Linked DNA regions of Homo sapiens: region 2 is linked to region 1. A link is a loop called in an ENCODE intact Hi-C map of the cell type or tissue named here. Cell type or tissue: psoas muscle. All regions are shown on one strand. Links, peaks and the distances in the headings refer to the core of each region. The heading gives the core; the rest is flanking DNA.

Region 1 (5,382 bases), core at 269-5,268:
GAAAGTCAGCTAGTGGGGTAGGGTGATAAGCTAGGACGGGTTCCTTGTGATTTTATTTAAAGGTTGGTCTACTTAATGCTGGGGGAAAAAAGAAGTGTAGTGATACAACATGTTGCCTACCTTTACATTTTCAAAATAATTTTAAGGAAATAAACTGCTGTTTGATTCGAAATGATTCTTTGTGTTATGGCAGTTAAGATTTTATTAACACCAGGGCTCGAGAATGCCTGTTAAAAATCTAGGTGTTGCTCCTTCTCAGCTACCAACTATATCTTTTTTTAAGGGCCATATTAGTAACATATGTTGGGAACTTTTGCCATGTTACCAATTATGCTTTTTCAGTTTTTTTTTTGAGACTTTTCTACTCAAAAAGGTTCTGAGTATTTAGAAAGTACTCCAATTGTAATCATTCTTTTTATTGCTTCTGGAATGTAGCAGGGCTCCATGTTCTTCCCCATTTCTTGACAGTTTCTTAATATCTTGGAACATTGTTGTAGAGTATAATGTCCTATCTGTGTTGAAATACTTGGCTTTGGCATTTAAGTGCTATCATGCATTTATTTGAGAACAGTTTATGGCTCATTCAGACATTGTGGATAAGAGCATTGACTTAGGTGTCAGGCAGAATAAATTTAATCTGACTCTGCCATTTAGTAACTATATGAACATGGATAAGTTAATTATAACTGCTCTAGCTGTTTTGTCATCTGCCAAATGGGGAAAATAATCATATGTATCTTCCAGGATTGTTGTAAGGATTAAAGAGATAATCCTTGGGAAATATTTTATTGCATGTAGTAAACACTCAGAGCATGTTAGCTGCTCCTGTCATCCTCACTCAGCAGAAGTTTTTTTTTGTTTTCATCTTTTTTTTTTTTTTGGAGATAGTCTTGCTCTGTCCCCAGGCTGGAGTGCAGTGGTGCAGTCTCAGCTCACTGCAACCTCCGCCTCCTGGGTTCAAGCAGTTCTCCTGCGACAGCCTGTGGAGTAGCTGGGATTACAGGTATGTACCACCATGCCCAGCTAATTGTTATAGTTTTTTAGCAGAGATGGGGTTTTACCATGTTGGCCAGGCTGGTCTCGACCTCCTGACCTCAAGTGATCTGTCTGCCCCGGCCTCCCAAAGTGTTGGAATTACAGGCTTGAGCCACCGTGTCTGTCCTCTTTTCATCCCAGACCATGCTTGGTGTTGTGGATACAAAGTGAATTCTAAAGAAGGCCTCCCCATCTTAAGAAGTTTCATAGTTCAAGAAGGGAAGACAGGCATGTAAACAGATAAATGCAATAAGTTGTGACATATGCTATATCAGAAACAAATGAAAAGAATAAAGGAGTTAGTATCATAAGCCTGGGGAGGTCAGGGAAAGACATTTCTATCCCTGACTTATTTTTGATGTGTGAATAGTAGTTTCCTGTTGACTTATTTGACAGATATTTACTGAATACACTTTACTTTTGCCAGGCACTATTTTAGGTGCTGGGAATACCACTGGTTTCATGGAAGACAATTTTTCCATGGACTGGTGGGCAGGGGGTGGAGGGGATGGTTTTGGGATGATCCAAGCACATTACATTTATTGTGCACTTTATTTCTATTATTACTACATTGTAATATATAATGAAATAATTATATAACTCACCATAATGTGGAATCAGTGGGAGCCCTGAGCTTGTTCTTTCACAGCTAGACTGTCCCATATGGGAGTGATGGGAGACAGTGGCAGATCATCAGGCATTAGATTCTCATAAGGAGCGTGCAACCTAGATCACAATAGGGTTCAGGCTTCTATGAGAATCTAATGCCACCGCTGATTTTACAGGAGGCGGAGCTCAGGTGGTAATGCAAGCAGTGGGGAGCAGCTGTAAACACAGATGAAGCTTTTGAGCCCCTCCTGCTGTGAGGCCAGGTTCCTAACAGGCTATGGAATTGGCTTGTAGCCTAGGGGTTGGGGACCCCTGCTGTATAGGAGTTGTGAAAGGAAATTAAATCTTGGGGCCCTCAATCCCTAAACTAAAGGAAAAAGTCAAGTGGGGAACTGCTTAGGGCTAACCTGCCTTCCATTCTATTCAAAATCATCCCTCTGCTCACTGAGATAGATACATATCTGATTGCCTCCCTTGGAAAGGCTAATCAGAAATGCAGCCATTGGTCTCTCACCTAACTTTAACCTGGAAGCTCCCTCCCTGATTTGAGTCTTCTTGCCTTTGCTTTAAGTTGTCCTGCCTTTCCAGACCAAACCAATGTACTTCTTACATATATTGATCGGTGTCTCAAGTCTCCCCGAAATGTATAAAACTAAACTTTGCCCCGGCCACCTTGAGCACATGTTGTCAGGACTTCCTGAGGCTGTGTCATGGGAGCGTCCTCAACCTAGGCAAAATAAAATAAACTTTTTTTTTTTTTTTTTTTTTTTTTTTTTTGAGGTGGAGTCTCACTGTCATCCAGGCTGGAGTGCAGTGGCACGATCTCGGCTCACTGCAACCTCCACCTCCCGGGTTCAAGTGATTCTCTTCCCTCAGCCTCCTGAGTAGCTGGGATTACAGGCACATGCCACCACACCTGGCTAATTCTTGTATTTTTAGTACAGATGGGGTTTCACCATGTTGGCCAGGCTGGTCTTGAATTCCTGACCTCAACTGATCCGCTTGCCTTGGCCTGCCACAGTGCTGGGATTACAGGCGTGAGCCACTGTGCCCAGCCTGCAAAATAAACTTTCTAAATTAACTGAGACCTGTCTCAAATTTTCAGGGTTCACAGAGTAAAGAAGACAGATAATGTCTCTACTCTCAGGAGCTTTCAGTCTAGTGGGAAAAGATCAGTAGTAAACAAAAATATCAGAGACAAGTGCTATGAAAGAGACTAAAAGGTGATGTAATAAGGAGAGACTGAGGGGTTGCTTTACATTGCATTGTCAGGGAAGGATCCTTTGAGTAGGTAACCTTTGAGATCTTCCTACAAAAGAGTCAGCCATGGCAAAGATTAGAGGGATGAGCATTCTACCATAGGGAACCATGTTACACAAAGCCCCTTGAGCTCTTGGAGTATTTAAGGAGCAGACAGGTCAGTGTGGCTGGAATGTAATGGGCAAGGGGTAGAGTGGTGCAAAATGAGATCAGAGATAGTCAGGGTCTAAATCATTTAAGGCTTTGTAAGCCAGAGTAAGGAGTTTCTAGGTGTAAACGAAAGCCAGTGGAGGGCTGTAGCAGGGGGAACGCCTTTTGAAAAAGATTACTGTCGCTGCCGTGTGAAGACTGGATTCTGAGGATAAGGGTAACAAGGGTGGAATTTAGGAGACCTCTGGAGGCTGCTGTATTAGTATAGGTGAGAGGTGGTGGTGGCTTGGGCCAGAGAGTAAATTAGTGGAGAAAAATAGGTTGATTTGGGCTGTGTTTTGAAGATTGAATCAACAGGACTTGCTGACTGCATGTGATCAAGGCAAATCCTAGGACTTGAGCACTTAGAAGATTGGTGGTGCAGTTTACTGAAATGGATAAGACTGGAGGGGAGAGCAAGTTTGGTGGGACAATCATGAGTTCTGTTTTGTTAAGTTTGAGGTGCCAATTAGACATCTATGTAGAGATTTCATACTTGGTGGTAGGTAATAGTAGTACTGTGGAATTCAGTGAGAGTTTAGGGCCAGGGATAAATATTTAGGAGTAACTGATGTATGTCTGCTAGATTTGGTAAGTGACCTTGACAAGTGTGGTCTTAGTGGGAATGGAAACTAGATTGTAGAGAAGTATCAGGTAAAGGATGGAATGAGAATATGAAGTTGGGGAATGGAGACAGTGACAATAGACTCCTAAGAAATTTTCCTGTGAAAAGGGAAGCAGAAAAATGGTTGTGACCACAAGTAAGGCCCAGATTCGAATCTTACTTTTATACTTGCCTGGATACAGTTATTATTTGAGTGCATTCTAAAGTTTAAGATATTTTATGTACCCTACGCAGTCCTCTCTACAAATATTGAGGTAGATGATACTTTTCCTTCTGTGACATGAGAGTCCTTAGTTTAGGGAAGTTAAGTGACAGTCCAGGTAGAACCTGTATTTGGACTCACTCACTTTGACTGTAGATGCAGAGTATTTTTCATTATACCAAAATGCTCCTTAAACTTTTATTATCTTGGTCAAATCCAATCTACCTTAGAGTTTTTGGAAGGATTACAAGATGAGAGATGTGAAAATTCTTTGCAAGCTCTAAATTGTTACACAAATATAGAAATTCCTTTCTTTAAAATGCCCCATTATGTCTTCTTTGTGCATGACTTTTTAGGATATAGTAGGTAGTGGCCTTGAAGTTCATTTTGGATCATAGCCTATCTCATTAGAGCCCAGAGAATGTAAGCAGATTGTTAAAGACATAGAACCTGTCAAAGCTATCTATGGCATATGAATCGAACATGGATCATGTTTAATTGAACATTTTTACCCTGGTTTAATGATCTTGTCTCCTTCGCATGTTCCATGAGGTCTCATAATCCTCCCCAAAGGAGCTCTTCCCAAAAATAATTCCTTCTAAAAATGTGGAAGGGCTGGGCACAGTGGCTCATGCCTGTAATCCCAGCACTTTGGGATGCTGAGGCAGGTGGATCACCTGAGGTCAGGAATTGGAGCCTGGCCAACATAGTGAAACCCCGTCTCTACTGAAAAAAAAAAAAAAAAAAAAAAAATTAGCCAGGCGTGGTGGTGGGTGCCTGTGCCTGTACTCCCAGTTACTCAGGAGACTGTCGGAAGAATTGCTTGAAGCGAGAGGTGGAGGTTGCAGTGAGCCAAGATCGTGTCACTGCATTCCAGTCTGGGTGACAGAGCAAGACTCCATCTCAAAAACAAAACAAAACAAAACAAAACAACAACAACAAAAGTGGAAGTAATTTTAAAAAAACTGCAAAAAAGCCAATCCTGAAAGGTTACAAACTATATCATTCCAAAAGCCGTGGAAAACAGTAACGTGAGTCCTCAAAGAATTAAAAATAGAATTACCCTGTGATCCAGCAATTCTACTTCTGGGTATATACTCAAAAGAACTGAAAGCAGCAGGGTCTTGAAGGGGTATTTCTACACCCATGCTCATAGCAGCATTATTGACAAATGCTGGAAGTAGTCCAGCTGTCCCCAAATGGAGGAACAGATAAGCAAAATGTTACTGGTATACATACAAAATGGAATCTTTTTTTTTTTTTGGGAGACAGAGTCTTGCACTGTTGCCCGGGCTGAAGTGCAATGGTGTGATCTTGGCTCACCGCAACCTCTGCCTCCCGGGTTCAAGCGATTCTCCTGCCTCAGCCTCCCTAGTGGCTGGGATTACAGGTGCCCGCCACGACGCCCAGCTAATTTTTTGTATTTTTAGTAGAGACGGGGTTTCACTGTGTTGGCCAGGCT
Region 2 (5,382 bases), core at 277-5,276, 49 kb after region 1:
ATCTAATTGTGGATGGTAGATAGTATCATGATTGTGAGTCTTTGTGGCACTTCTTGTACTTCCACTAACATTTAAATACCTCATTTATGTTTTGCTACTTTCCTAAATGCCCCCGAAGCTCTAGATGAACTAGTCTCTTTTTCTCAACATGGCACTTTTGCTTTTCCCTCTTGGTTATTTTCCTTTATCTCATCTTTGCAAAATTTTTATTCTTCATGCAGGCTTTCCTGAGCCTCATCATGTTTATCTTTGAACTAGCTATACCTTTTTTTCTATGAAGTCATTTATTTGGCTAATTTAGCACTTTATTAGATTGTAAGTCCATGGAAGACAGAGACTATGTTTTATTCATCTTATTTTTAATCATCTAATAAATATTTGTTAAACTGAATTACTCTGTTGAATTGAGTTAGGCCAAAACCAATAAATACCCAATAGGTTTGTGAATTATTTTCATATTAGACTGATCTTAAAGACCTTTTATCTTTATCACTATGGTTCTCTGTCTTTCCAAAGGTAAAGTGTACTCTGGAAAATTCTCATTTTAGATTGCAGTTTGGACAGATCATCAAAGTCAAATGTTACTATGTTTTGAAATACAGTCAGCAAAGTTCTCACAGATGGACTTTACTGAAAACAGATGGCGGGAGGGGGGAGATATTTCAAAATGTCTTTGTGCTCATTTCAAAGCATTGACCTCTACAAGTTTAAATATAGTTATTCATAGAAAAACCTGGAGAATTAAGTTTTATGCCTTTATTCTTGGCAGCTTTGGTTTTGTTTAATCTGTCACAATGTCATGTTTCTTGTCATAATTTTGTTGAGGGTGTGGTAAGGAGTATGACAACAGAAGCAGAACATAGCATGTATGTGATCATTGAATATAGATACAATTTATTGTTCAGAGAGGTATCTTTGGGTACTGTGGTTTGGTGGCTGTTGGATGGAAATTAGAAATAGTAATTTCACTCATAATAAAATAGTTATTTGGACTTAATATTGGAAGACAGAGACTATTTTAAATATAGCGTCTAGCATAGTCTTTCCAAGCCATCAGTATGTGACATATGGTATACCCTAGGGAAAGTATTTTTTTATCCTGTTTTAGCCAGTGTTTAACTCTGCCACTGTATTCCTACTTTATCCTCTCTCTAACCCAGGGAACTGCATTTACCACCACCCACACCACGTGGATACCGCATTAGCAACTCCGTTAATACTTGAACACAATAAATAGTTAATTATGGTCTAGTATTTTAATTTATCCTTTGAGAACATATTTGTGAATATTCCTTTATACAAGGGTAGGAATTGGTCATAGTACTTGATAAATCAACAGATTTATTAATACTTTGCCCTTCTGAAGGAAATATTTTTGTTTTTGTTTGTTTCTCTTGTTGCCCAGGCTGGAGTGCAATGGCACGATCTCGGCTCACTGCAACCCCCACCTCCTGGGTTCAAGCGATTCTCCTGTCTCAAGCCTGCTGAGTATCTGGGATTACAGGCGCTCGCCACCTCACCTGGCTGATTCTTGTATTTGTAGTAGAGACAGGGTTTCACCACGTTGGCCAGGCTGGTCTCGACCTCCTGACCTCAGGTGGTGCACCCACGTTGGCCTCCCAAAGTGCTGGGATTACAGATGTGCGACACTGTGCCTGGCCGGAAATAATTCTTTTATAAAGATTCTGAATCTTGCTGATATATTGGGATGGATGGAAATATTTATCTTTACTAAAGTAATTTTTTTTTTTTTTTGAGACAGGGTGTAGCTCTGTTGCCCAGGCTGGAATGCAATGGCAAGATCACAGCTCATTGCAACCTCGACCTCCTGGGGCTCAAGGAGTCCTCCCCCTCAGCCTCTTGAGTAGCTGGGACTGCAGACAGGCACGCAACACCACTCCTGGCTAATTTTTATATTTTTTGTAGAGATGGGGTTTTACCATGTTGCCCAGGCTGGTCTCGAGCTCCTGGGCTCAAGCCATCCTCCTGTCTTGGCCGCTATCAGTAGTCTTATATGTAACCAGTTGCACTTAGCCTGATAATCAGAATTACTGATTGTGAGTAATCTCACTGATTACTTACTGAGTCACATTGATTCGGAGTGCAGTTTCATCATGTTTACTTAATGGTAGTATACATTAGCCATATTGTGTTTTATGTACATATCTGTAGTTTTGAAATGGCTGACAGTAATTTGTATGAGAATAAAGACTCTTTGTTTCTGTTTCTTTGGAGAATCAAATACATGTTGAATATGTGCAAATATCTGAGCTATTTTATATAACATAATTTTATATTTTAAAATCGGTCTGCTATAATCATTTCAAGCTATTGCCCGTTTTCAGGTTTTATATAATTTTAATGGAATTTTGTCATTTTAATTTCGTGTTTAATTAGGCACAGCCCTCATTAACTTATTGTTGAAAGTCTCCTAGAGCATTTATTAATTTAGCCATCATGTAAGTATGTTCCAGAAGCCATGGGGAAGAAGACAGACACTTAAAAATCTAGTTTAGGAAATGATACGCTAAAAATGTAAAATTCTATTAAACGTTAAATAAAACAGTATTAGTCAGTAAAAGAGCTGTAATCAGATATTACTGTCAAATGAGAGGCACAGACTTAAGTGCTAAAGAAGTCAGAAGAAGTAGTCAGAAGAAACAGAAGTCAGAAGAAGCAATTGCTGTGGATTAGATAGGTTATGCAGTCTCTAATGAAAATTGGTTCTTGGTGGGGTAGGGGATGAAAAACTATTAAATACTACTATGGTTTGGAACCCCCCATAGGGCCACAGTACATAGATAGTATATCTGTGTTATTAAAATTCATGGGGATGAGGAAAGCAATCTAAAATGTCCCAGGGCCGGGTGCAGTGGCTCATACCTGTAATCCCAACACACTGGAAGCTGAGGCAGGAGGATTGCTTGAGGCCAGGAGTTCAGGACCAGCCTGAGCAACACAGACCTCGTCTCTACACACACGCATGTGCACACAACAGACACAGTGGTGCATACCTGTAGTGCACGCATGCACACACACGTGCGCACAGTGGTGTACACCTGTAGCCCCAGCTATTCAGGAGGCTTAGGTGGAGGATTGCTTGAGGCCAGGAGGTTGAGGCTGCAGTGAGCCATGATCGCACCACTGTACTCCAGGAGCCTGGGTGACAGAGCAAGACCCTGGGGTCTCAAAGAAAAACGCTGTCTCAAACTAAAAAAAAAAAAAGGTCCCGGGGCTTGTGGGTAGCAGTAATGAAAGGTTGAGGAACACGAGTTTAGGATAGTTAAAGAAGGGTTTTAAATAGGAACTATGAAGGTTAGTCATTGAAGGATAGATGGTAAGTTTTAGGTAAACAAAGATGGAGAGGTTATTTTATTCAAGATGGTTTTCTTGGAGATTATGTGTTTTTATAAAATCAGACTGGGTGTATAACATGTCTCACATGCCGCATCATAGCCTCTAGTTAGTGTCTTATAAACTGAAGAATAGGAAAATTAAAATCTCAGAATTTCCTTTTAAACAAGATCAAATTTAAAGTGTTGTAGTAGATTACCCATTGCCTCTGTGTTCATTCTTACCAAGTAGTTTTTTGATTAGAGGTAGAGGATTTATTCATTTCTTTGTGCAGTCATGTTAGCAGTACTGTTTATCTAAACAGACTCTTGGTTACATACGGAATTATGGTTCTCTTGTGCTGTCTTATTCATTGAGTTAAAGAATTATAGAATTTTTTTAGAGATGTAGAAGACTGTAGAGATTGTTTAAACTCCTCCATTGATACATAGGGAGAAAATGGACCTGCAGTGAAGATCCATTGATGTTAGTGGTGGAGCTGGCCTCACCACTTTGGTCTCCTGACTTGCAGTCTACTGCCCTTCTTCTCACAATATCATTTTATCTAAACCAGTATGAACCTTGGTCTGGAGGCAGAAATTTTAATTTTAGTAATTTATCTCTTTAGACCATACCAGATTGTCACTTCTTTTTCCATTTCTCTAGACAAATCAGTCATTTTCTCCAGAATGTGGAAAGGCAGTGGGTTTTGGAGTTTGACTTTTCCACTTCAGCTTTAACCTTGGACAACTTACTTAACTTCTTTGCCTAATGCTCTTATATGTTAAATGGGAATGAGAATACTTACTTAATAAGGTGGTTGTTAGGATTAAGTTAGATGACCTATATATAAAGCCTTTTCCTCTGTGTTGGATATATTTAAAAAATTTATTAAATGTTTTTCTCCCCTTTCTTTCTCTGCCACTAGAGTACTTACCACATTGTGTATCACAGTTAGTTATTTTATGTGTCCCAGGTGCGAGTCTTGGAGGTTTTCCCCTTAGTAATTTCTCAACTTTATGTAATATTATTATGGGGTCTATGACATAATTTTTAAAAAACAAACCAGTAAAGCCAGGAATTTGCTACTGAAACAGAGATGCTGCTATAGTAGACAGTTAATTCATCTGTCAGAGAAGAATTGAGTACTAGTGTTCATTTTTAATACTAATAATTCTATAATAAACTGACTTACTATATTGTTGATTCTTGTCTAAGGCCTTGTTTTGACCTTAAGAATTTCATTATAATTCCACAAGGGAAATGTATTGATTGTGTCATTTGGCTCCCAGTCTCTGTCCTTGACTGTTTCTGTGATTGCCTTGCAGAGCTCTGAGGAACATGAATACAGTGATGAAGCTCCTCAGGAAGATGAGGGCTTTATGGGCATGTCCCCTCTCTTACAAGCCCATCATGCTATGGAAAAAATGGAAGAATTTGTTTGTAAGGTAAGAGTGCAGTTTCTTGTCATTGTCATGCTATATATTTAGCCCTTCCAAAACAGAAACCTTTAAAGAGAGTGGTAGTACTATAGCCTTTGGTTTGCTTTGGGGAAGATCTGTGGCAAGATGGGGACAGAAGTGGTCTTGGGACTCTAATCCTGTTGAAGACAGAATACATTTGTTGGCTTGTAGTAGCCATGATAAAGCTCTGATAAAACTAGGATATCCAGCTGGGAAACAAACATTTCCTAATGTAGGTTAACAGAGTAAATGTCTTATTGGTGGTTTAGACAAACAGAATGAAACATAGTCAGAAGTGGTTGACGCCTGGAGATATGAAAATGCCCTCCGCAGGTCCCTTAAATCTGTTCTGCTGAGTGACTGCAATGGCAAATGTACTGTTCTTTCTAGGGATTCTGTGAGTAATCAGGCTACTCTTGAGAGAGATTTTCCAGTTTCCATGTACATCTGGTATTTTCAGTTCAGCTGGTATACATTCTGTCTCTTAAGGTTTTTCTTCCAGTCCATTGTCTTGATTCCCTAGGACCTATTATGGGATTCTTTTTTTTTTTTTTTTTTTCTAAAATAGTAATTAGAATTGAGTTTG

Evidence for each region. Hi-C counts contacts between places; a loop is a spot of excess contacts. Peaks named below come from ENCODE experiments on the same cell type or tissue, not always from the same donor. Only the 100,000 strongest peaks of a DNase experiment are listed, where the experiment ranks them.
Region 2: it touches region 1 in a loop (4-fold over the local background); 11 of 110 quality-filtered maps call a loop at or near these places.

What each region holds. Positions count from the first base shown.
Region 1 is chr12:1,718,815-1,724,196 of GRCh38, forward strand. All of the region lies in intron 1 of ADIPOR2 (adiponectin receptor 2), which reads left to right. Among named protein-coding and RNA genes, the nearest start is that of ADIPOR2, 30 kb to the left of the region's middle. In psoas muscle, for the core only: no CTCF peak of the experiment used is centred there; no DNase peak of the experiment used is centred there; H3K4me3 peaks cover 474 bases; H3K27ac peaks cover 4,791 bases.
Region 2 is chr12:1,768,181-1,773,562 of GRCh38, forward strand. It overlaps ADIPOR2 (adiponectin receptor 2), which reads left to right. Exons shown (of 8, transcript NM_024551.3): 3 at 4,662-4,781. Among named protein-coding and RNA genes, the nearest start is that of LRTM2, 50 kb to the right of the region's middle. In psoas muscle, for the core only: no CTCF peak of the experiment used is centred there; no DNase peak of the experiment used is centred there; H3K27ac peaks cover 480 bases.